Regions from separate parts of the Homo sapiens genome. Here region 1 is linked to region 2. A link is an interaction called in ENCODE POLR2A ChIA-PET data of the cell type or tissue named here. Cell type or tissue: A673. All regions are shown on one strand. Links, peaks and the distances in the headings refer to the core of each region. The heading gives the core; the rest is flanking DNA.

Region 1 (12,339 bases), core at 2,312-10,311, 68 kb before region 2:
AACAGTCTGAGAGGTAGGAGGAAAACCAGGTACGTGTGTTGTCCTGGAAGCTCCTGGAAGAGGGCGTTACCAGGATGAAGGGAGCCATCTGGTCAGATGGATGTTGCTGCAAGATCAAGTAATGAGGACAAGGGATGAACACCAAGTTCAGCAATGGTGACGCTGGCAAGAGCAGTTTTGGAGGAACAGCGAGGGCCAAGCCTGATGGGAATAGGTCCAGGAGAGAGCAGAAATGGACTCATCCGCAGGAATGGACTCATCAGCAGAGTTTTGCTGTAAAGGAAGAAGGGAGGGGTGACTGGAGTAGGAGGTGTGACAGGAAGGGCTCTTGTATAGCTGGGAGGAATAGCAGCATGCGTCCTGCTGATGGGGATGACTCGGAGAGGCCAGAGTGGCTGGAGCGGAAGTCCTGAGTGGGAGGGAGCTGGGTGGCATGCACAGGGACAGCTGGAGTCTTGGCCGGGGGGTTGAGGGTTCACTCATAGGTACAACAGGGAGAGCAGAATTCTTGGGCCCAGATGCAGGGCGGTGCGTGAGGCAGTGGTGGGAACTTGTGGAAGTTCTCTTCTGATTGCTTCAATTTGGTACTTTGGATTTGCCTCTGAATCGGTGTTCCCCATTTGCAGTTATCCCCTTACCTATCCCACCATCAGAACTCTTCTTTTTATTATAAGACTGAAGGAAAACAGCTCCCAGTGAAGGCATATGCCATCTCCTTTGCTTCTTGTATGCTCCAGGGCCTGGGCAGCACTGGCTCCCTTTCCTTCCCACATCCAGGACCAGTTCCTCTTCTTGCCAACCCCCACAGAGTCTGTCTCTCCTTGGGACACAGGTGAACTCGGGCCCTAGCCTCCCTCTTATCCATGGTTTGTGGGGCTGTGCAGGTTACTGAGTTCTCTCAGCTAAGACAGCTGCATTCTGATGAGTCCTGCTCTGGACTCGCCTTTCTAGCAGTGTTGAGTACAGTCATGCATCACTTAATAACAGGGATATATTCTGAGAAATGTGTCATTAGGTGATTTTGTCTCTGTGCTAACATCCTAGAGTGTCCTTGACACAATCCTAGATGGTAGAGGCTACTACACACCTGGGCTACACGGCGTAGGCTATTGCTCCTGGGCTACAAACCTGTACAGCATGTTACTGTGCTGAATACTGGTAACACAAAGGTATTTGTGTATCTAAACAGAGAAAAAGTATGGTGAAAATATGGTATAAAAGAGAAAAAATATGGGCCAGGCATGATGGCTCACACCTGTAAACCCAGCACTTTGGGAAGCCAAGGCGGGTGAGTCACTTGAGGTCAGGAGTTCGAGACCAGCCTGCCCAACATGGTGAAACTCCATCTCTATTAAAAATAAAAAAATTAGCTGGGTGTGGTGGCATGCACCTGTAGTCCCAGCTACTCAGGAGGCTGAGGCAGGAGAATTGCTTGAACCCAGGAGACGGAGGTTGCAGTGAGCTGAGATCACACCACTGCACTCCAGCCTGGGTGGCAGAGCGAGACTTCATCTCAAAAAAAATTAAATTAAAAATTTAAAAAAGAGGCCGGGCGCTGTGGCTCACGCCTGTAATCCCAGCACTTTGGGAGGCCAAGGCGGGTGGATCAAGAGGTCAGGAGATCGAGACCATCCTGACTAACACGGTGAAACCCCGTCTCTACTGAAAATACAAAAAATTAGCCGGGCAAGGTGGCAGGCTCCTGTAGTCCCAGCTACTCAGGAGGCTGAGGCAGGAGAATGGCGTGAACCCGGGAGGTGGAGCTTGCAGTGAGCTGAGATCACGCCATTGCACTCCAGCCTGGGCGACAGAGCGAGACTCCGTCTCAAAAAAAAAAAAAAAAAAATTTAAAAAAAGAGAAAAAAATGGTATCCCCGGCCGGGTGCAGTGGCCTATGCCTGTAGTTCCAGCTATTAGGGAGACAGGTGGGAGAACTGATTGAGTTCAGGAGTTTGAAGCTGTAGTGGGTGATGATCGTGCCTGTAAATAGCAACTGCTTTCCAGTCTGGACAACATAGTGAGACGCCACCTCTAAAACAACAACAACAACAACAACAATGCAAAACGAAATGGTACACTTGTATAGGGCACTTACCATGAATGGAGCTTGCAAGGCTGGAGGCTGCTCTGGGAGACTCAGTGAGTGAGTGGTGAGTGCCTGTGAAGGCCTGGGACATTACTGTACACTACTGTAGATGTTATAACACTGTACACAGTGTACACTAAAATGACTTAAAATTTTCTTAGGCAAGGCACAGTGGCTCATGCCTGTAATCCTAGCATTTTGGGAGGCCGAGGCAGGCAGATCACTTGAGCCCAGGAGGTTGAGATCAGCCTGAGCAACATAGTGAAACCCCATCTCTACAAAAAATAACAAAATTAGCTGGTCATGATGGTGTACACCTGTAGTCCCAGCTACTCAGGTGGCTGAGGCAAGAGGATCGATTGAGCCCACGAGGTTGAGGCTGCAGTGAGCAGTGATTGTGCCCGGGTGACAGGGTGACACAGCAAGACTCTGTCTCAAAACAAACAAAACCCACCTTTACTAAAGATACAAAAATTAGCTGGGGTGGTGAAGCACACCTATAGTCTCAGCTACTTGAGAGGCTGAGGTTAGGGGATCACTTGAACCTGGGAGGCAGAGGTTGCAGTGAGCCAAGATTGCTCCACTGCACTCCAGCCTGGGTGACACAGCGAGACCCTTAAAAAAAATTTAAACTTTTGGACTCTTGTAATAACACTTAGCGTCAAACACAAATACATTGTAGAGCTGTATAAAAACATTTTCTTTCTTTATATCCTTATTCTATACACTTTTTTCTATTTTTATAATGTACTACTTTTTTTTGTTTTGTTTTGTTTTGTTTTTTGAGACAGTCTCACTCTTGTCACCCAGGCTGGAGTGCGGCGGTGCAATCTCGGCTCACTGTAACTTCCACCTCCCGGGTTCAAGTGATTCTCCTGCCTCAGCCTCCCAAGTAGCTGGGACTACAGACGTGCGTCACCTTGCCCGGCTAATTTTTGTATTTTTAGTAGAGACGGGGTTTCATCATGTTGGTCAGGCTGGTCTCGAACTCCTGACCTCAGGTGGTCTGCCCGCCTCAGCCTCCCAAAGTGCTGGGACTATAGGTGTGAGCCACCATGCCCGGCTTTTTTTAGTTTTTAAACTCTTTTGTTAAAACACAAACACACACAGTAGCCTAGGCCTTCACAGGGTCAGGACCATCAACATCACCATCTTCCACCTCCACATCTTGTCCCACTGGAAGGTCTTCCAGGGCAATAACATGCAGGGAGCTGGCATCTCCTATGATAACAATGCCTTCTGGATTCCTCCCGAAGGACCTGCCCAAGGCTGTTTTACAGTTAATGTGTTTTTCTTTTTATAAGTAGAAGGTCTATACTCTAAAATAACAATAAAAAATATAGCATAGTAAACATATAAGCCAGTAACATCGTCATTTGTTGTCATTATCAAGTATTATGTACTGTACATAATTATATGTGCTGTACCAGAGGTCTCCAACCTTTTTGACAGCAGGTTCTGGTTTCGTGGAAGACAGTTTTTCCACAGACTGGGGTAAGGGGGAGGGATGGTTTCAGGATGATTCAAGTGCATTACATTTGTTGTGCACTTTATTTCTATTATTATTATATTGTAATATATAATGAAGTAATTATACAATTCACCATAATGTAGAATCAGTGGGAGCCCTGAGCTTGTTTTCCTGCAACTAGACATCCCATCTGGGGGTGATGGGAGACAGTGACAGATGAGGCATTAGATTCTCATTAGGAGTGCACAACCTAGATCCCTGGCATATGCAGTTCACAATAGGTTTCCGATTCTAGGAAAATCTAATGCTTCTGCTGATCTGACAGGAGGCGGAGCTCAGGCAGCAAAACCAGTGTTGGGGAGTGGCTGTAAGTACTGATGAAGCTTTCTTTGGGGGCTGGCCCGCCGCTCAACTCCTGCTGTGCCGCCCGGTTCCTAACAGACCATGGACCAGTACTGATCCACGGGTTGGGGACCCCTCTGCTATACTTTTATATGACTGGCAGTGCAGTAGGTTTGTTTACACCAGCGTCACCATAAACACGTGAGTAATGCATTGGTTGCGCTAAGACTTAAGAAGGCTATGACATCACTAGGCCATAGGAATTTTTCAGCTCCATCATAATCTTATGGGGCCCTGTCTGTATGCGGTCCGTCATTTATAGAAACTTTGTCATAAACTCATAACTGTAATTGGATTTGTGCTTTCTTTTTTCTTTTTTTCTTTTTTTTTTTTGCCTTGCCACCCTCTTCCTAAAACTAGGTCCTGGAGGACTGGACCAAAACTGCTTCCCGTTCTTCCTCCACAGCCCAGCACAGTGTGGTGTGGTGTATAATGAAATGAAATTGGGCCTCCGGAAAAAGCGATTTCCAAGTGTGTTCCGCAGGTGCCTGACGGCGAGGATCCTGTGCGCATGCGCCCACCCACCGAGCCTTAACTGTGGGAATTAGGCATTCTTCCTAAATGGTTTGACCTCGGGCCCTTTTAAAATCTTAATGCTTGTTAACAACATCCAAGGCCATGAATATACTTCGGGAAATACAGTCTATTACTCTTTTTTTTTTTTTTTTGAGACGGACTCTTGCACTGTTGCCCAGGCTAGAGTGCAGCCGGGCGCGGTGGCGGGTGCTTGTAATCGCAGCCACTCGGGAGTCTGGGGTCGCTTGAACCCGGGAGGTGGAGGTTGCAATGAGCCGAAATGGTGCCACTGCACTCTAGCCTGGGCGACAGAGCGAGACTCCCTCTGAAAACAAAAACAAAAACAAAAACAAAAAACAAACAAAACCCCCACACATTAGTAGTAGTTATTACCGTGGTCTTCCAAAGGGATTTTTCTCTTTCAAGCAGCAGTTTGGGACTCTTACCTGTTGTTTGCTGGTTATTACCCAATGGTCCAAGGAGTGAAATTTTTGAAAAACTAAACACTAGCTAGGTGTCACCACGAAGTGAACGCTGAATATAAAAGTCATCATTAATATTCATAAAGTAAGTCAGTGGAGAACAATGACTACATTGGTTAAAATCTGGTTTGCACAGAATATTTTAGGAAAACATTGTTTAGGACCCAGTATCCTCCCTCAGTGTGGAAGTCAGTGAATGAAAATTGTATTTGACAAGTTGTTCTTTAAGAAGACACTGCTTATGTGAAATGAAGTCAACTTGAATCCAGTTATGTGTGTCTGTCTCTTACATAAAAAGCCCAGAGGTAGGAATTACAGAGTTGGATGTGCTATGGTCTAAATGTTTGTGCCACCCCTACAAATCCATATGTTGAAAAAATTTTTTTTTCCTTTGAGATGGGGTTTCACTCTGTCACCCAAGCTGGAGTGCAGTGATGTGGTCATGGCTTATTGTAGCCTCAACCTCTCAGACTCAAGTGATCCTCCCACCTCAGCCTCACAAGTAGCTGGGACTGCAGGCATGCCACCACAGCTGGCTAGTTTTAAAACTTTTTATAGAGATGGGGTTTCCCTGTGTTGCCCAGGCTGGTCTGGAACCCCTGGGCTTAAGCAATCCTCCCACCTCACCTCCCAAAGTGCTGGGGTTATAGGCATGAGCCACCATGACTGGCTTGTATGTGGAAATTTTAACCCCCAATTTTTTTTTAACTTTCATTCTCAAAGGAGGTGATTAATCCCCAAATGATGGTATTATGAGGTGGGCCCTTTGAGAAGTGATGAGATGAGGGTGAAGTCCTCATGACTGGGATTAGTGACCTTATAAGAAAGGCCCAGAGAGCTCACTAGTTCCTTTCTCTCTTTGAGGACACAGCAAGAAAACACTGGCTGGCTGGCACAGTGGCTTACACTTGTAATCCCAGCACTTTGGGAGTCTGGGGTGGGAAGGTTGCTTGAGGCCAGGAGTTCCAGACCAGCCTGGGCAACATAAGCAAGATCCCGCCGTCTCTATAAAAAGTTAAAAAAATTAGCCAGGCATGGTAGCACATGCCTATAGTTCCAGCTTCTTTGGAGGCTGAAGTGGTAGGATTGCCTGAGCCCAGGAGTTCAAGGCTGCAGTGAGCCCTGACTGCACTACAGCACTCCAACTTGGGTGATACAGCAAAACCCTATCTCCAGAAAAAAAAAGTTATCTAAAGAGAGTTTGATAGACCTAGCTCATCTCATCCTTCCCACCAGGCCCCACCTCATAGGCCACTGCCCAGGCAACAGAGTGGCCGTGTGGATCCACCTCACTGTGGCTGGGATAGGGAATGGGATCACATGGTCTGCCTGGGGCTGCCCCTTCAGTGGGGAGCTGTGGGCTGGGCATTTCATCTGTAGGAGACTGTGAGGTGAGAGGAAGCAGAGGATATTCTGTGGGAAGAATCTTCATGGACCAGGTGATAAGTGAGCTAGATTTGGAAGAATGGGTGGGATTCTAGTGAGCAGAGAGGGGTAGAACATTCCCGGAGGGGTAAAGGAAATAAAGTATATATTACAGAGCAGGGGGAGCCTCGTGTGGTTGGAGCTGGGAGGTATGGGGAGATGGGGAGGGCAGGGGGAGGGGAGGGGAGAAAGAGTGGAGAGAAATCAGGCAGCGTTGTGCTGAGGCCAGAATGGGTAGGGGCTATATTTTGGGTAAGCTGGGGGAAAGTGGAACTGATGTTCTCTGAGCTGTGCTCTAGGAATCAGAGAGCAGATGGAGGCTGGAGGTAACTGGGAAGGAGCCCACACCTTTCTGGGCATCCTTTGTCATCCATCTTCCTATGTCCAGGCAGGAGCCAACCTGCTCTCCAACCTGGCTTGCACTTGGCTGAACAGACAGTCACTGCCCACTGAGTACCCGTGGGCTCTTCTACCTTTCCAGAACCCTGGCTGCTGGCCAGTGGGCTAGTGCTGGCCAATTGGCTATAATCGGAAGTGTGACCTATATGTGAAAGCAAACAGAGTCTTGGGACCCCAAACTCACTATGCCAAAGGGAAAGTTAAGTTTGGGAACTGAGTCACAGAAAAACTGCCTTCCTTTTGTTCCCAAACAGATAGCGGTAGTTTCACAATCCTGTGTCATAGCCTCATTCGTAAGCCAGGTTCCCACAACAATAGAAGGCTACATATTTCCCAAATTGTTCACAAGGAAATTCCCTGTGGGCCCCTAAACCTTTCAGAATACACATTCCCCTATAAGCTAGTTCTAAAATCAAGTTCTGTTAAACTTCACCCTGACAATGTCAATTATCAGCTTATCTTCACAGGGACAGGATAAGGACAAGACTAGAAATCATCCCTCCTCCTACCCCAAGACTTTGCATAATTGACTTGGTCCTCTGTTTCACATGTAAAAGGTACATTCACTAAGGCTAATAGGAACCTAAGATTGTATCCATTTGCCTCATTGTCTACCCTTCTAGGAGCGCAGTGGAGCGATCTCGGCTTACTGCAACCTCCACCTCCTGGGTTCAAGTGATTCTCATGCCTCAGCCTCACAAATAGCTGGGATTACAGGCATGCATCACCATGCCTGGCTAATTTTTGTATTTGTAGTAGAGACAGGTTTGCACCATGTTGGCCAGGCTGGTCTCGAACTCCTTGCCTCAGGTGCTCCACCTGCCTGGATCTCCCAAAGTGCTGGGATTACAGGCGTGAGCCACCACGCCCAGCCCCCTTACCCCGTTTTTTTTTTTTTTTTTTTCCTCTTCTGCTTGCTCTTTCCCCTTCAAATACTGAAGTTCCTGAAACCTTCCTTGGAAAAATCACAGGTTGTAGATGCTTCTGTGACTTGTTTTTGTTTTGTTGGTTTTTTTGCATCCTCAATCATGGTTAAATAAGCTTCTAATCAATTGAGACCTGCCTCAGTCACTTTTTGGTTTACATGTGTCACTACTGGATCAAAAGGTGTAAGTTCTCCATGCCCTCTCTTCCCATGCCATGGTGACTGGTGATTGTCTAGATGGTGGCTCTTCTAGCAACCTGGATCCCTGAGACCCTAGGTGGAACAGAGCCCTGCCCTTCCATCCTCTTTTCTCCACTGCACTGAGCGTATAACATGATTGAGAAATATACTTTGTTGTGTGAAGTCATTGAAGTTTGGGGCTGATTTACTGCGGTAGAACCTAGCCTCACCTGACTAATAGACCAGCTGAGGGAGCTCCTTGCTCAGCGGCATGGGTTCCCCCGACACCCCCACCCCACACAGAGGTAGGCTGGGGTTGAGCAGAGCAGGGGAGGACAGCAGGACTTTGACCCCTGGAGGATTTGGCTTGGATTTCCCTCTCTTTTTTTTTTAATTTAAAAAAATGTATTTATTTATTTACTTAGAGACAGGGTCTTGCTGTGTTGCCCAGGCTGGAGTGCAATGATGCAACCTTAGCTTACTGCAGCCTCGGACTCCTGGGCTCAAGTAATCCTCCCACCTCCGCCTCCTGAGTAGGTAGGACTACAGGAACACACCACCACATCTGACTAATTTTTTTTTTTTTTTTTTTTGTAGAGATAGGTTTGCTATGTTCCCTAGGCTGGTCTCAAACTTCTGGCCTCAAGCAATCCTCCAGCCTCAGCCTTCCAAACTGCTGGGATGACAGGTGTGAACCACCACCCCTGGCTCAGACCTCTCAAAGGGCTCACTGCCTCCAGGGGGACCACAGCTGGGCTGAGCCTGCATTGCCTGAGCGCATACACCTCCACTGTAGAGGGAGAGGGCACCTGCCAGTGGAGGTCAGCCGCAGGCAACACAAGGTGGATTGTGTCTGAATCACCAGTAGCTCTATACAGCAAGGACCCTGTCCTTGAAGCACTGAGGCTGGAGACCAGACTGGGTCCTCAAGGCAACAGCTTCAGTCACCTCCTCCAGCCTTTCCTCCGAGGGGAGCTCTGAGCAAGACAAGCTTGATCATGTTACTTCCCTACTTAAAAACCTAGGATAGGGGCCAAGCAAAGTGGCTCATACCTGTAATCCCAGCACTTTGGGAGGCCGCGGCGGGGGCGAGCGGATCACTTGAGGTCAGGAGCTCAAGACCAGCCTGGCCAACATGATGAAACCTCATCTCCACTAAAAATACAAAAATTAGCTGGGCGTGGTGGTGTGCACCTGTAGTCCCAGCTACTCAGGAGGCTGAGGCAGGAGAATTGCTTGAACCCAGGAGGCAGAGGTTGCAGTGAGCTGAGAGGGTGCCATTGCACTCCAGCCTGGACGACAGAGCTAGACTCTGTCTCAAACAAACAAACAAACACACACCACCTCCAATAGGCCAGGCTGCTCATGCCTGTAATCCCAGCACTTTGGGGAGCTGAGGCAGGAGGACTCTTGAGTCTAGGAGTTGGAAACTAAACAGGGCAACATAGAGAGACCCTGTCTCTGATTAAACAAACAAACAAAACCCATAAAAATTAGGATAAGGTCCACATACCCTGGTCAAGCTTCAAGGTTGTTTGCAACCTGGCCCCAGGAAAGCAAAGTCCTGAAGAGTGGCTGCGGCAGACTGGCTCCTTCACCATTGCTCTGCTACAGCCACTACCAAGAGTTTTGTCTTCCCCAACTCCCTGATAGGTTCATGCACCTGGACAGTGGCATAAGCCATTCCCCACACCTAGAATGCCCTCACATGTCTCCTGCCCCTTTGCCTCTCTGGCCTGCTTTCGCTCCCTCCACCCTCTAGGACTCCCTCCAGCTCCTTATGGCCTGGAGGTCCCTGCCCACAGTCCCTGCTGCCTCTCTGAGGTGCAGACAAGGGATCATCATCGTCCCCTTCCCAAACTCTGTGCCAGGCATGATGCTGGGTGCTGTATACAGAAGTGAGCAAAGTGAACACAGTCCTTGCCCTCCTGGAGCTGATGGTCTTGGGGGCAAATAATCAGACAAATAAATCTAGAAATCTCACACTGAAGGAAAAACAGGGTGGAAGGGATCTATTCTAGAGGTGAGTGGGGGTTGCTAGGGAAGATCTCTTCAAGGAGGTGGGGTTTTGTTTTTCTTGTGGTTTTTTAGAGATGGGGTCTCCTTCTGTTGCTCAGGCTGGAGTGCAGTGGCATGATCACGGCTCACTGCAGCCTCCAATTCCTGGGCTCAAGTGATCCTCCCACATCAGCCTCCTGAGTAGCTGGGACTAACAGGTATGCACCATCAGGCCCAGCTGAAGAGGTGGTTTTTAAACTGATGCTTCCTCAGGGTGGAGAGGCCTTGCTGGATAGCGGGCAGGAGTGTACAGGAGGAGAAGGAAGAGCATGTGCCCAAGCCCTGAGCAAAGGTGGGAGAGGGTAGAAGAATGACCCTAAACTGCAGAACCCTGTAAAACCCAGGGCATTCTCCTTCCCCAGCATTTTCCTCTTCTGCTTCTCTTTCTCTCCCCCATCCTGTTTTCCCACCAGCCCTGCCCCCCACCCTTAACTATGGCAGGTGCCAGGGATGCACCTAGCACTGTGCTTAGGCTTTACACACTGTCATTCCCCAGCAGCCCTGGGAGACAGGTGTAATCATACCCATTTTACAGACCAAATAACTGAGACTTGGAGAGGTTAAGAGAACTGCCCAGGGTTGCTGGCCAGCAAGTGGTGAAACACATATTCAAGCCAGGGCCTGGTGTTTGTGCTGCCCTCTCTGTCCTGAAGAACCCTGCCTGGAGCTTGCCTTGTGCCCCACGGTCCTGCCCAGGCAGGAGGCTAATCCCCTTCTTGCTTGCTCACTATCTCCCTGCCAGGTGAGGGGATTGTGGAAGTGGAGGAAGCCATTGCATGGGGCCAAGCTGCCTCTCAGGAGCCCTGGACCCTTCCACTGGTAATGGAAGACCAAGACGGTGCTGAGCTATGAATGGCTGAACAGTTTCAGCCCAAACCACTCCATGGGCATTGCTTTTGCTGCTGGCTTCAAGCGCATCTGCCACAGTCTCAAAGAAAGTAAATTCAGCCTGGAACGGTAGCTTACACCTAAAATGTCAGCACCTGGGAGGCCAAGGCAGGAGGATAGCTTGAGGCCAAGAGTTCAAGACCAGACTGGGCAACATAGGGAGACCCGCCTCCATCTCTACTTTTAAAATAAGTTTAAAAATAAATAAATAAAATGGAGCCTCGGTAAATCGGAGGCAGCCAGGTCCAATTGCAGTTCCAGTGGGCACCAGGAAGAAGCCTAGGGCAGGAAGCTGCCTTTACTGGACGCCCCCCATTCCCGATGCAATCACCCATGACATTCCATTAATCGACAGCAGCCTCTGGAGAGGCAGTGGTGACAGAAGCTCTCATTTTATTGCTGAATGAACTGTGGCTCTTGGGGTTCAGTCACATGCCTAAAGCCACACAGCCAGTGCAAGGGGAGCCGGAGTTGGAACACAGGCTCCCTGACCCCAAAGCCCCCATTTCTTTCCAGCCACTACTTCCAGCAGGCCTGGCAGGGGCTGGGGAGAGAGGCCAAGCCCTTGCAGGGTGGTCTAGCAAGCCAGGGCCCAGCTGGCTCCCAGGAGCTAAGTCTATAAAGCTTCCCTGACAAGAGACACTTGGGGTCTTCCCAGCCCTTTGCTGGCAAGTTTTATTAGAAATGTCTTTCTGGCACTGTGGTCAAGTATTTTTGGAAGTTTCTAAGCATCTCGACGCTTGGAAAAGTGCATGGTTAGGCTGGAGAGAAGACTCTCAGGGAGTCGTGCTGAGGGAACAAAACTGGTGATCCAGGAAGTGAAATCAGCTTCATTTCTTTATGATTCTGCGGCCTTTTCCTGACCCCAGGACAGATCTGGGAAGCGGTAGGTCAATAGGCTCCTAGTTTGTGTGTGTGATGGTGGTGGTGGGTGGAGGATGAACTGAAGGGCGAGGTTTCCCAGCCTTCTGAAATCCCCTACCTCTGCTCCCTGTAGACAGAGGCGCTCTCTTCTGCTGTCTCCTTGTAAGATCCTGACAGCTTAACTGACTAATAATTTCTAGAAGCAGGGCTTCTTCTTGATACCCTCCACAGAGGTCCTGGTGCAGGATGTAAAAGGAAAGAAAACTCACCCGTTCAGGAGACCAGGAAAGGGAAGTTTTATGGATTTAGGAATCTAAGCCAGAGCAGCTCTGAAGTGAGTCACGATTTCTTAAGCACACACCATATTAAGCAGCTCATCTAGGCATTGTACATCTATTTTTAATACCACTATTGATGTATATCTTACATATTGTATAACTTACTCATTTCAAGTGTACAATTCAGTGAATTGTTAGTAAATTTACCAAGTTGTGTAACCCTCACCATAAATCCATTTTAGAACATTTCCATGACTCCAATAAAAGACTGCAGTCCCATTTACTGTTAATCCCCATTCTCCCCCTTCTCCAGGCAACCTTTAATCTAGTTTCTTTTTTGCAGAGATGGGGTCTCACTATGTTGC
Region 2 (12,339 bases), core at 1,375-9,374:
CCTGACTTTGTGATCCACCCGCCTCCGTCTCCCAAAGTGCTGGGATTACAGGCATGAGCCACTGCACCCGGCCTACCTGGTGTTTGTTAAATGAACACTTGGGTGAACTGAAAACACCCAGTGATGCTCCAGAAAGGAGCACAAGTGCAGTAGGAAGGGGAGGAGTTTTTCCTATTGGCAAGAGGCCTCATGGAGACTACATCATGGTAGAATTGGTAGAATTGGAACTGCTCTGTGAGCAGCAGAAAGAAGGAAAGTGAGAAAGGAAGAGGGAAAAACCTTGGGGCTATTCCCTGGGAGTCTTAGAGCCAGCAGGAGATTCTTCTTTCACTGCTGCCCACAGGCAAAGAGGGAAGTAAAAAGGTGAAGGAAGATACAGAGAGCTCCTCTGTCTCTGCTGTGCCTCCTTTGCTGAATTCAGCACCTACATGCTAAATGCAAAAGCCCTTTATTTACTCAAAAGAAGTTTGGACTCAATGGTCCCAAATGCTTGGCACCTCTTTCCTCCTCAGGTAGGATGAGAATCCCTCTGAACAAAGCTGGATAATGGCTTTACTATGTCCATGGAAATTTTCCCCCTGGGAATAATGCCTTTCTCAATTATATGGGCATTTTCAGTGTACACCTCTTTGGAAAAGGTCAAGAACAAGCCATATAAATACAATCTTTTCTAATTATACATTTATATTTGGGTAAAAGTTCTTTCATAGTAGGGATCAAAGAGAATATAGAACTTAAAGACAGAGAGAACTCTCCAGAAGAAAGTCTGAACTTACCTAACAAAAAGTTAGATGAACAGCATTGGTTGTTTTTTTTCCTTTTTTTGCTTATATATATTATATGCCTTACAATGAATATGTCTTACTTTCCTAATAAGAGAAAAAAGCAATACGTTTATTTAAACCCTAAGAATTGCTGCCGGGCGTGGTGGTTCACACCTGTAATCCCAACACTTCGGGAGGCCGAGGTGGATCGTTTGAGGCCAGGAGTTCATAACCAGCCTGGGGAACATAGTGAGACCCCGCATCTACAAAAAAAAAAACAAAGAAAGAAAAGAAAAAAACCTATAAAAATCCGGGTGTGGTGGCACACACCTGTGGTGCCAGCTACTCGGGAAGCTGTGGTTGGACGATCACTTGAGCCAGGGTCGAGGCTGCAGTGAGCTATGATCATGCCAGTGCACTCCAGCCTGGGCAACAGACAGAGACCCTGTCTTAAAAAAATAAAATAAATAAAATAAAATAAGATAAAAAAGAATTGCTCATTAGCGGACATGGAGTAAAGGTTATCAGAAGAAAAAGCAGAAGGGCTGAGGCCATCTTGCTCAGATTGGAGGCTTATAGGATAAGGGAGCATATTTGTTTCCTATGCTGCATAACGTATTACGACAAATGCACTAGTTTAAAACAACTTCCCTTTATTATCCCACACCCTGTGAGTCAGGGGCCTGGGCATAGTGCAGGCCGCAAGGCTGTCATCATGGTGTCGGCCGTGGCTCAGCTCCATCTGGAGGCCTGACTAGTGACAGATCTGCTGCCAAACTCATTCGGGTTGTTGGCAGAATTTGGTTCCTTGCTGCTGTAAGACCAAGGGCCTGGATTTTTGCTGACTGTTAGCTGCCCTTAGCTCTATGAGGCTGCTCACAGTTCCTGGCCATGTGGACCTCTTGATAGGTCCTCTTACAAAATAGCAGCTTGCTTCCTCAAAGCCACTAAGGGAGGAACAGAGCTAGTGGGGTAGAATTGTATATAATGTAATCTAATCACAGACTAACAGCCCATCACCTTTGCCATATTCTGTTGGTTAGAAGTAGTCTTAGATTGGGAGGCTGAGGCAAAAGGATTGCTTGAGCCCAGGAGTTAGAGGCTGTAGTGGGCTATAATTGCATCTGTGAACAGCAACTGCACTCTAGCCAAGGCAACACAGTGAGACCCCATCTCTTTAAAAAAAAAAAAAAAAAAAAAAAAAAAAAAAGAAAGAAAAAAACAAGAAAAAAAAAGAAGCAGTCACTGGACCCACCCACACTCAAAGGGAGGGAATTATATGATTATACAAAGGTGTGAGTTACTAGGAGGTGGAGATCATGGGGACCACTTTAGAGTCTGTTCCTTAAAGGGAGCTCAGAAATTCTTTTGGGATCCATATCCCCTTGTCATTCAGCATTCCAGTACATTCCAGTGGCTGTCCTACTGCAAGCACCTGGGATTCTTCACCTGACAGTTTTCCTTCCACCTGAGACACAGACATGCTGAAGGGTTACTGACCCTACGAGCAGGCCTCAGCCAATGATGGATGGAAACCGGAGGCTCCCCATCTTCCTCACCTCTTGGGTAGGAAAGCTCAGAGGCATGTTCTGCACTGTCTCCCAGGGTCCCCAGTAGGACTGAACCCCAGCTGCAGTTACACAGAAGCAACTTGCTTAATAATGTTCCTTTTCTTGGCTTCCTTCCCTTTCCTGCCTTACTTCCCCACTCTAGTCTTCCCGCAATCACCTCTTAAACAAACTAGTTGAATCTAGAAACAGAAAGTAGAGTGATTGCTAGGGGGTAGGGGAAGGAGGGAATGGGGAGTTATTTGGTTTAAGGTATACGGTTCAGTTTTACAGGATGAAAAGTGTTATAGAGATGGATGATGGTGATGACTGCACAACATTGTGAATGTGTTTAATATCACTGAATTGGACACTAACACTTATTAAGATGGGGCCGGGCACGACAGCTCACGCCTGTAATCCCAGCACTTTGAGAGGCCTAGGCGGGCAGATCATCAAGTCAGGAGTTCGAGACCAGCCTGACCAACATGGTGAAACCCCGTCTGTACTAAAAATACAAAAATTAGCGGGGTGTGGTGGCACATGCCTGTAATCTCAGCTACTCAGGAGGCTGAGGCAGGAGAATCGCTTGAACACGGGAGGCAGAGGTTTCAGTGAGCCAAGATCATGCTACTGTACTCCAGCCTGGGTGACAGAGCGAAACTGCATCTCAAAAAAAAAAAAAAAAAAAAAAACCAAACAAAAAAAACAACTTATTAAGATGGTAAATTGTATGTTACATGTATTTTCCACAATTTAAAAAAATGAAACAAAACGAAATATACAGAACAAAACTAGTCGCACTCAAATCCTGCCTTAAGGTGTGATTCTGGGACAACCTAACCTAAGGTAATAGGAATCTATATTAATTTTGGGTAGCAGAGAAAAAAAGCACTTACAAGCTGAGTTTAGGGTTATTTATACATGGCATCCAACTAAAAGAAACCTGAAATCAGCAAAGACTAGAAATGAGAAAAAGAGTCTAGCAGGTCTGGGGAGGAAAATGAAGAATCAGACACCATCTTCAACAAGTTAGTCAAATGTGACTAACCTGGGAATGGTTAAATTTCCCAGCTATAGATAGGTAATATCCTAAGATTCCTCACAGTGTAATAAAGCAGATTTTTTGCATCCTAAACCTGAACGTAGCAATTTGGACATGTCACAGAGGCAGGGCACAGAAGAGGCAGCCAGACTTCAGCCCTCCAGCGATTAGTAAGTAGAAGTGACCAGCAGTTTTGGGCTGCCCAGCACCTATTGCCACTATCTTGTTAATTGTACCCTGTTTTTCCTTGAATGTCTCCAAGATACCTCAAAATCAGTAAGTCGAAAACCAAACTCATGATTCTCCCTGCCAGACCCAGGCTTCTTTGAGCATTCCATAGGTCAAGATGGTGCCATCATCCATCTATGTAGGCAAGCCAAATATGATGGCCCCAGACTGGTTCCCTTCTCTCCTTCCCTGTATACAATCCGTCACCAAGTCCTGCAATTTTACTTCCTCAATTTCTTATGGGTTTTTGTTTTGTTTTGTTTTGTTTTTGTTGTTGTTGTTTTTTTTTTTTTAGATGGAGTTTTGCTCTGTCACCCAGGCTGGAGTGCAGTGGCATGATCTCGGCTCCCTGCAACTTCCTCCTCCTGGGTTTAAGCCATTCTCATGCCTCAGCCTCCCAGGTAGCTGGGATTACAGGCATGCACCACCACACCCAGCCAAGTTTTTCTTTCTTTTTTTTTTTTTTTTTTTGCATTCTTAATGGAGATGTGGTTTCTTCATGTTGGCCAGGCTGGTCTCAAACTCCTGATCTCAGGTGAACCACCCGTCTCGGCTTCCCAAAGTGCTGGGATTACAGGTGTGAGCCATGGTGCCAGGCCTACTTCCTCAATTTCTGTTAAACTCATCAATTTCTCTCTGTATCCACCACTATGACTACTCCAGTCCAAGTCCCTGCCATCTCAGCTTCCAAAATAGTTTCCCAGCTGTGTCACTCAGTAACAGGGCAATCCCTGTGTGATGGTTAATTTTAGGCATCAACTTGACTGGATTAAGGGATACTGAGCTGGTGAAGCATTATTTCTGGGTATGTTGGTGAGGGTATTTCCATAAGAGATGGGCATTTGAATCAGTGGACTGAGTAAAGAAAATCCACTCTCACCCAATGTGGCTGGGCACCATCCAATCCTTTGACGGCCTGAATAGAACCAAAAGGTATAAGACAGGCAAATTCTCACTTTCTCACTCCTGAAACTGGGACACCCTCTTCTCCTGCCCTTGGATGTCAGAACTCCAGGTTCTCTGGTTCTTTGGACCCTGGAACTTGCACCAGCAGCCAGTCTGTTTCTCAGGCCTCTTGCTTTGGACTCAGAATTACACTGTCAGATTCCCTGGTTCTCTAGCTTGCAGACAGCATATAGTGAGACTTCTCAGCCTCCATAATCATGTGAGCCAATTCCTATAATAAATCTTCTCTCGGCTGGGCGCGGTGGCTCACACCTGTAATCCTAGCACTTTGGGAGGCCAAGGCGGGCGGATCACCTGTGGTCAGGAGTTTGAGAGCAACCTGGCCAACATGGTGAAACCCCATCTCTACTAACTACAAAAATTAGCCTGCGTGACGGCAGGCACCTGTAATCCCAGCTACTCGGGAGGCTGAGGCAGGAGAATCGCTTGAACCTGGGAGGCAGAATTTGCAGCGAGCTGAGATCGTGCCACTGCACTCCAGCCTGGGTGACAGAGTGAGACTGTCTCAAAAAAAAAAAAAATGAAAAATAAATCTTATCTTCTATCTATCTATCTATCTATCTATCTATCTATCTATCTATCTATCATCTATAATAAATCATCTCTCATCTCTGTCATCTATCTATCCATCCATCCATCTCTCTCTTTCTCCTATTGATTCTCTGTCTCTCTGGAGAAGCCTAATACACTCTGGGCATACAAAGCCCTCCTGACACCCCCTCAGTTTCTTCTTAGGGAACTGCCCCTGGCCACACTTCCCAACCTCAGGACTCCTACACATTCTCACAGTCCATGTACCTCATTGTTTTTAGCGTTCAGTCATAGTTGTAACATAAAACATTTGTAAATATATTTTTATTGTGAGAACGTTCAGTATAACGAAATACAGAGAACAACATATCAAGCACCTATGTAGTCATAACCCAGAATTAACAATATTAACACATGTTAACTTTCTGCCATATTTATTTCAAATTTCGTTTTACGTTTAAAAGAAATCAAACATAAAACAGATGTGGTTAAAATCCACTTGAACAGTATTTCCCTTCTCCTCCACTTCTGTTCTCTCTCCCTCTTCAGAGGAACTAGCAACAAGAATTTCAATGTATTTCTTTCTCATTCATGTTTTTATGCTTTTAATAGATAAGGTGTATTTTCAAAACCATTGGTTGTTCCTATTGTTTTTTGGTTGTTGTTGAGACAGAGTCTCGCTCTGTCGCCCAGGCTGGAGTGCAGTGGCGCTATCTCAGTTCACTGCAACCTCTGCCTCTTGGGTTTGAGCGATTTTCCTGACTCAGCCTCCTGAGTAGCTGGGACTATGGGCACGCACCACCACGCCTGGCTAATTTTTGTATTTTTAGTAGAGACGGGGTTTCACCATGTTGCCCAGACTGGTCTTGAACTCTTGAGCTCAGGTGATCTGCCTGTCTCGGCCTCCCAAAGTGCTGGGAATACAGGCGTGAGCTACCGCACCTGGCCTATTCCTACAGTTTCTAAAAGCAGATATAATTAGTTTTAATTTAAACCACTTTGATTTCATTCAAGCCGAGAATATCTTGGTCCTCAGATGGTGGATTCAGAAGGGAACCAAAGAGGGTTTTCATTCTGTCTCATCGTGGAGAAACAGCAGCAAGAACAACCAGCTCATCTTTCTTCTTCTTCCACTTCCCCCCAAGTACCAGAGGGGAGCTGGGGCCAGCAATATCCATCAGAGAATATCAAAGCAGAAGCACATAATGTTTTGGCACCTGTGGGCTTACCTGGTGGCATCATAAGCATCTAACACCAGCCCTGAGAGTTGAACATTTTAAAAATAGGTAAAAATACAGTGGATGAACAGGTGGCCTCAAGTTTCTGTGCCGCCTGGTCCTGGAGACATGGTGCTGTGCTCAGGTTGGCTTCCAGCCTACTTCCAGTCTGCTCCCTGTCTGCTTGAGCCATGTGGCCCTGCTGCTGGAGGCTTGGCATCTGAAGATGTGAAGCTTTTGGTTAAGAGGCTCAAAGTGCCTCTCAGTTGTTACATGGAATTAATAAGGGTGAGTAAGTGCCCGCGGCCTTCTCTGGGACACTTTCCCCTCTTTGGTTTGTTACAGAAGATAAGGCTAAATAAATTTTATATTGATTGCTTCCAGACACAAAGGAGGACATCAAAGAGGAGTAAACTCCTTTCTTTCCAAGTGATAGCGCCAGCCAATCTGTCTAGTCTAGATTGAGAATTATACCTTGCCGTGACAAAGGGTCCAAAGAACATAGTCAACTCATCATCCTTGGCCAGGAATAAAGTTATTGCTTCTTAAGGGGCGGAGAACTCTCTGGCCTCATATCGTTAACATACTTGCCACCTCTAACTAGACCCAGTCAGGCCCAATGAGCTCCATTAGAGTGAAACTCAGAACCTGCTAATACCGAAGTGTCAATGGACAACAGTATTTGTTTATGTGTAAAACTGGTACTTTTTTTTTTTTTTGGTGGAAAATGAGGAAGTGAAAAGAACGTGACCTTTGGAGTCACACAGACCTGGGTTTCTCTCCTGGCACCGCCTCTGACCTGCTGTGTCACATGAGCTTTCTGAGCTTTAGTTTCCACTTCTATGACACAAGGAGAAAATTCCCATCTTATAGGGAGAATTTAGTGAAAGGACTGAGCATTTTTTCTGGGAGATGATTGGATCCCTTCATCTGATTTTTTTTTTTTTTTTTGAGACAGAGTCTTGCTCTGTTACCCAGGCTGGGGTGCAGTGGCCCGATCTCAGCTCACCACAACCTCCACCTCCCAGGTTCAAGTGATTCTTGTGCCTCAGCCTCCCAAGTAGCTGGGATTACAGGCACGCACCACCATGCCCGGCTAATTTTTGTATTTTTAGCATGGACGGGGTTTTGCCATGTTGGCCAGGCTGGTCTCGAACTCCTGACCTCAAGTGATCTGCCTGCCTTGGCCTTCCAAAGTGCTAGGATTATGGGCGTGAGCCACTGCACCCGATCCCTTCATCTGAATTTGGAGAGGGCAAAAGTTTGAACTCTGGGTTGTGCCTGGGAAAGGTGGATATGAGGTGAAGATCAGATTCGGGCAACCACAGGAGTTGACAGAGTCTGCTGGCCCTGCCATCATTTAGTGACTGGTAGAAGGCTGCTGCGGTGAGAGCTGGCTTTGCTTCGATCCTGTTAAGTAAACCACCAGGATGCTTCAGTGTTTGGAGCGGCCTTCTTTGGTCACCCACTGTGACCTGGGGCAGAAAGCTTCCAATCTCGTTCCCACGGGAGTGTTAGAGTGTTATCCATGTTAGGAAAGAGAGTGGTTTTCATTTTCAGAAGAACACGAACACATTGGCCTCCAGATGAATATGCAGCTTCAAAGCTTCTAAAATAGCTGGCTATCCCTTGTCCTGAGTTTTTGCTCAAGGTTTATGACACTGCTGTCGGATGTCTGTTGCCCCATATTGGCTAGACCGGAAAAGTGGAATCTCTTCTCCCTCTCCACATCTGAAAGAGCAACACTGTCTGCTGTCCTACAGAGCCTGTCATTGATCTATGATTTGGCCTCTCACCTTAGACTGTTCTCAATAGGTAGAACAGCGCTCCACCTTCGCCCATGTGTAACATTAGGCTGTATAAACACTACCAAAGGAAACATACATTATTCAGGGAATGTGAGTGTGTAGGTCCCACGCCCACAGTGTGTCATGGACTCACCAAAGAGATGTGTTGCAAATAATGAGTGGCATCTTGTTTCAAACAATGCAAAGCCAACAATAATAGGAAAAATGACACTTCTCTGGATTCTCCAGCTAAGAAAACACAAAGCAGTTTTGGTGGATGGAGTTCAAGCCAATGACTTTTCTACCTAAATTATTCTTTTAGTTCTTTCAAGCTGGTTTTGCAAGGTTTTAAGGAAGCCACCCAGTTGTGGGTGGAGCATTTTCTTCTGGGAGCTACTCCCAGGTACATGAAATATCATTCAGAAATGAGCAAGACATGTTCACAAGGCCAAGGGCTTCTTTGGGGCCATAGTTACACTTCACTATGTGCTGTTCACACATGGATTTTTGGTTTGACTTGTAAACCCTAGCCTGTTGTTGGCAGGCATTAAAAAATATGTGTCAGCCAGGCGTGGGGTCTCACGCCTGTAATCCCAGCACTTTGGGATGCCGAGTTGGGAGGATCACTTGAACTCAGGAGTTTGAGACCAGCCTAGACAACAGGGCAAAACCCCATCTCTACACAAAATACAAAAAATTAGCCGGGTGTAGTGTCATGTGCCTGTAGTCTCAGCTACTGGGGGGCTGAGGCAGGAGAATCTCTTCAGTCTGAGAGGCCAAGGCTGCAGTGAGCTGTGATCGTCCCATTGTACTCCAGCCTGGGTGACTAAGTGAGACCCTGTCTCAAAGAAAAAAGAAAGAAGGAAAGAAAATATGTGTTAATGATGGGGAATCTGATCATTAAAAATATGCATATATGTGGAATAATAAAGTATATGATATTTATCCTTCCTTTGTTTGTTATGACAGTATTTCCCCAGAGCTTAGGTGGCAGGTATCAGAGTGTTTTACATGTAGTCCACATCTTGTATTACATGCTCATTCTCGGAGTTGGGCTTTGGCAGAGATGCTAAACACACAGATGCCAATTAGGAAACTAAAATCCAGTCATTACCCAGAGATTAAATATTTCAACACAGTGTCTCAAACTATAATTAAAGGCAGTGAGCTTTGTTACTGGGAGAACAAAAACAGAGAGAGGCAGACAACTATTTTTGGAATTGTCCTTATCTTCAACACGATCTACTCTATACATTTATCAAGTTGTTTACTGTACTTGCAACTTTACAAATCAGTCTAAATAAAACATCATAAAATGACATGTTTGCTGGCCGAGTGCAGTGGCTCATGCCTGTAATCCCAGCACTTTGGGAGGCTGAGGCAGGAGGATCACTTTTTTCTTTTTCTTATTTTTTTGAGACAGAGTCTCTCTCTGTCACCCAGGCTGGAGTGCAGTGGCATGATCTCAGCTCACTGCAATCTTTGCCTCCCGGGTTCAAGCAATTCTCCTGTCTCAGCCTCCCGAGTAGCTGGGACTACAGGCGGCCACCACCATGCCTGGCTAATTTTTGTATTTTTAGTAGAGACAGGGTTTTACCATGTTAACCAGGCTGGTCTTGAACTTCTGACCTCAGGTGATAGGAGGATCACTTAAAGCCAGAATTTCAAGACCAGCCTGGGCAACAAAGTGAAACCCCATCCCTACAAAATATTTGGTGACACACATCTGTAGTCCCAGCTACTCGGGGAGGCTGAGGTGGGAGGATCACTTGAGCCCAGGAGGTTGAGGCTGCAGTGAGCTAAGATTACGCCACCGCACTCCAGCCTGGGTGACAGAGTGAGACTCTATCTCTAAAAATAAATAAGCAGGGCCAGGCGCAGTGGCTCACGCCTGTAATCCTAGCACTCTGGGAGGCAGAGGTGGGCAGATCACTTGAGGTCAGGAGTTGGAGACCAGCATGGCCAACATCATGAAACCCCCGCCTGGGCGCGGTAGCTCACGCCTGTAATCCCAGCACTTTGGGAGGCCAAGGCGGGCGGATCACGAGGTCAGGAGATCGAGACCATCCTGACTAACACGGTGAAACCCTGTCTCTACTAAAAATACAAAAAAATTAGCCGGGCGTGGTGGCAGGTGCCTGTAGTCCCAGCTACTCGGGAGGCTGAGGCAGGAGAATGGCGTGAACCCGGGAGGTGGAGCTTGCAGTGAGCCGAGATCACGCCACTGCACTCCAGTCTAGGCGACAGAGAGAGACTCCGTCTAAAAAAAAAAGAAGAAAAAAAAAGAAAGAAACCTCCTCTCTGCTAAAAATACAAAAATTAGCTGCGCATGGTGGTGGGCACTAGTAACCGCAGCTACTCCAAAGGCTGAGGAGGCAGGAGACCGGAAGGCGGAGGTTGCAGTGAGCCGAGATTGCGCCACTACAGCCCGGGAGAAAGAGTGAGACTCCGTCTCGAAAAATAAATAAATAAACAAACAAACAAATAAGTGATGCAGCTGTGAAGTGGCCTAGGGAGAAGTAGGGAGGAAACAGGCAAAAGAAGAGATGGTAGGAATAAGAGACAGAGAGAGACAGACCTCCTCCCTGCCACCCCCAGAAAGGTTAAGAAAGAAAATTAAAAAAAAAAAAAAAAAAAAGCCAGGCACAGTGGCTCACACCTGTAATCCCAGCACTTTGAGAGGCCGAGGTAGGCGGATCACTTGAAGTCAGGAGTTCGAAACCAGCCTGGCCAACATAGTGAAACTCTGTCTCTACTAAAAATACAAAAACTTGGCTGTGTGTGGTGGCGGGCACCTGTAATCCCAGCTACTTGGGAGGCTGAGGCAGGAGAATTGCTTGAACCTGGGAGGCGGAGGTTGCAGTGAGTGGAGATAGCACCACTGCACTCCAGCCTGGGCGACAGAGTGACACTCCTTCTCAAAAAAATAAAAAATAAAATAAAATCAATCAATTAAAATCCGTAGTCTTTGCACCACATTTTAAGTGGTAGTACAGTTCAATTTTGCCCTAAATTTACTATTTGTATTTTGTTATATCTTCTAAATCAAAGTATAATTGCAAGAGTATAAAGTACACATACACTATGTGCATGTCTTGAGCATATACTAATAAAATTATTTACTTTTTTTTTTTTTTTGAGACGGAGTCTTGCTCAGTCGCCCAGGCTGGAGTGCAATGGCGGGATCTCGGCTCACTGCAAGCTCCGCCTCCCGGGTTCACGCCATTCTCCTGCCTTAGTCTCCTGAGTAGCTGGGACTACGGGCGTCCGCCACCACGCCTGGCTAATTTTTTTGCATTTTTAGTAGAGACGGGGTTTCACCGTGTTAGCAAGGATGGTCTCGATCTCCTGACTCGTGATCCGCCCGTCTCGGCCTCACAAAGTGCTGGGATTACAGGCGTGAGCCACTGAGCCCGGCCAAAATTATTTACTTTATAAATATCAAAGTTTATCATTGTAGAAATGACAGGTCATATATAACAGTATTTATCTATCTATCCAAGTCAGAAAAAATTACTTGCTGAAAGAATTAAGTTTAAAAAACCATTTCCTACTACCTAAACATTTGGTCAGCTAGCTTATGATTTCATTTGTCTGTTTTTATCCTGTTGTTTTTGCATCATGTAAGTACATTCTTAATGGCTTTTTAAACAAACTAAATGAGTAAATGTGGATAAAAGGCTTAAGAGTGCTATATAAATGTGTACATTATTATTATTTCTGACTCTGGAAATTAACAGAGCTAAGAATATTTTTAAGGTGCTGAGAACATTTTACTATATTTTTACTTATTTTTTTTTTTTGAGATGGAGTCTTGCTCTGTCACCCAGGCCGGAGTGCAGTGGCACGATCTCTGCTTTCTGGGTTCAAGCAATTCTCCTGCCTCAGTGTCCCGAGTAGCTGGGATTACAGGCGCCCGTCACCACACCCAGCTAATTTTTTTGTATGTTTAGTAGAGACGGGGTTTCGTCATGTTGGACAGGCTGGTCTCGAACTCCTGACCTCAAGGCCTGCCTTGGCCTCCCAAAGTGGTAGGATTACAGGCGTGAGCCACCGTGCCCAGCCCCATTTTACCACATTTTCTATACCCATTTTGGGATAATAACAGAACAGGTATTTCCAAGGCAATGTCAGGAAACACCACACATTTCCCTAACACTTTTTGCTGACTACACAGAGAATGGGGCAGATAACTATTGACATGTGGCAGGGAGATGTACTTACAACTACGATTTATCTGATTAATTACATTTT

The links. Peaks named below come from ENCODE experiments on the same cell type or tissue, not always from the same donor. Only the 100,000 strongest peaks of a DNase experiment are listed, where the experiment ranks them.
Region 1: POLR2A ChIA-PET joins it to region 2 with 16 read pairs; 4 of 35 experiments call an interaction of 5 or more read pairs at or near these places.

The regions. Positions count from the first base shown.
Region 1 is chr1:226,092,843-226,105,181 of GRCh38, reverse strand. No RefSeq gene overlaps it. Among named protein-coding and RNA genes, the nearest start is that of LINC01703, 15 kb to the right of the region's middle. In A673, for the core only: no CTCF peak of the experiment used is centred there; DNase peaks (open chromatin) are centred at 4,111, 4,451 and 7,151; H3K4me3 peaks cover 1,412 bases.
Region 2 is chr1:226,023,880-226,036,218 of GRCh38, reverse strand. No RefSeq gene overlaps it. Among named protein-coding and RNA genes, the nearest start is that of SDE2, 31 kb to the right of the region's middle. RefSeq lists an enhancer at 5,972-6,021. In A673, for the core only: no CTCF peak of the experiment used is centred there; no DNase peak of the experiment used is centred there.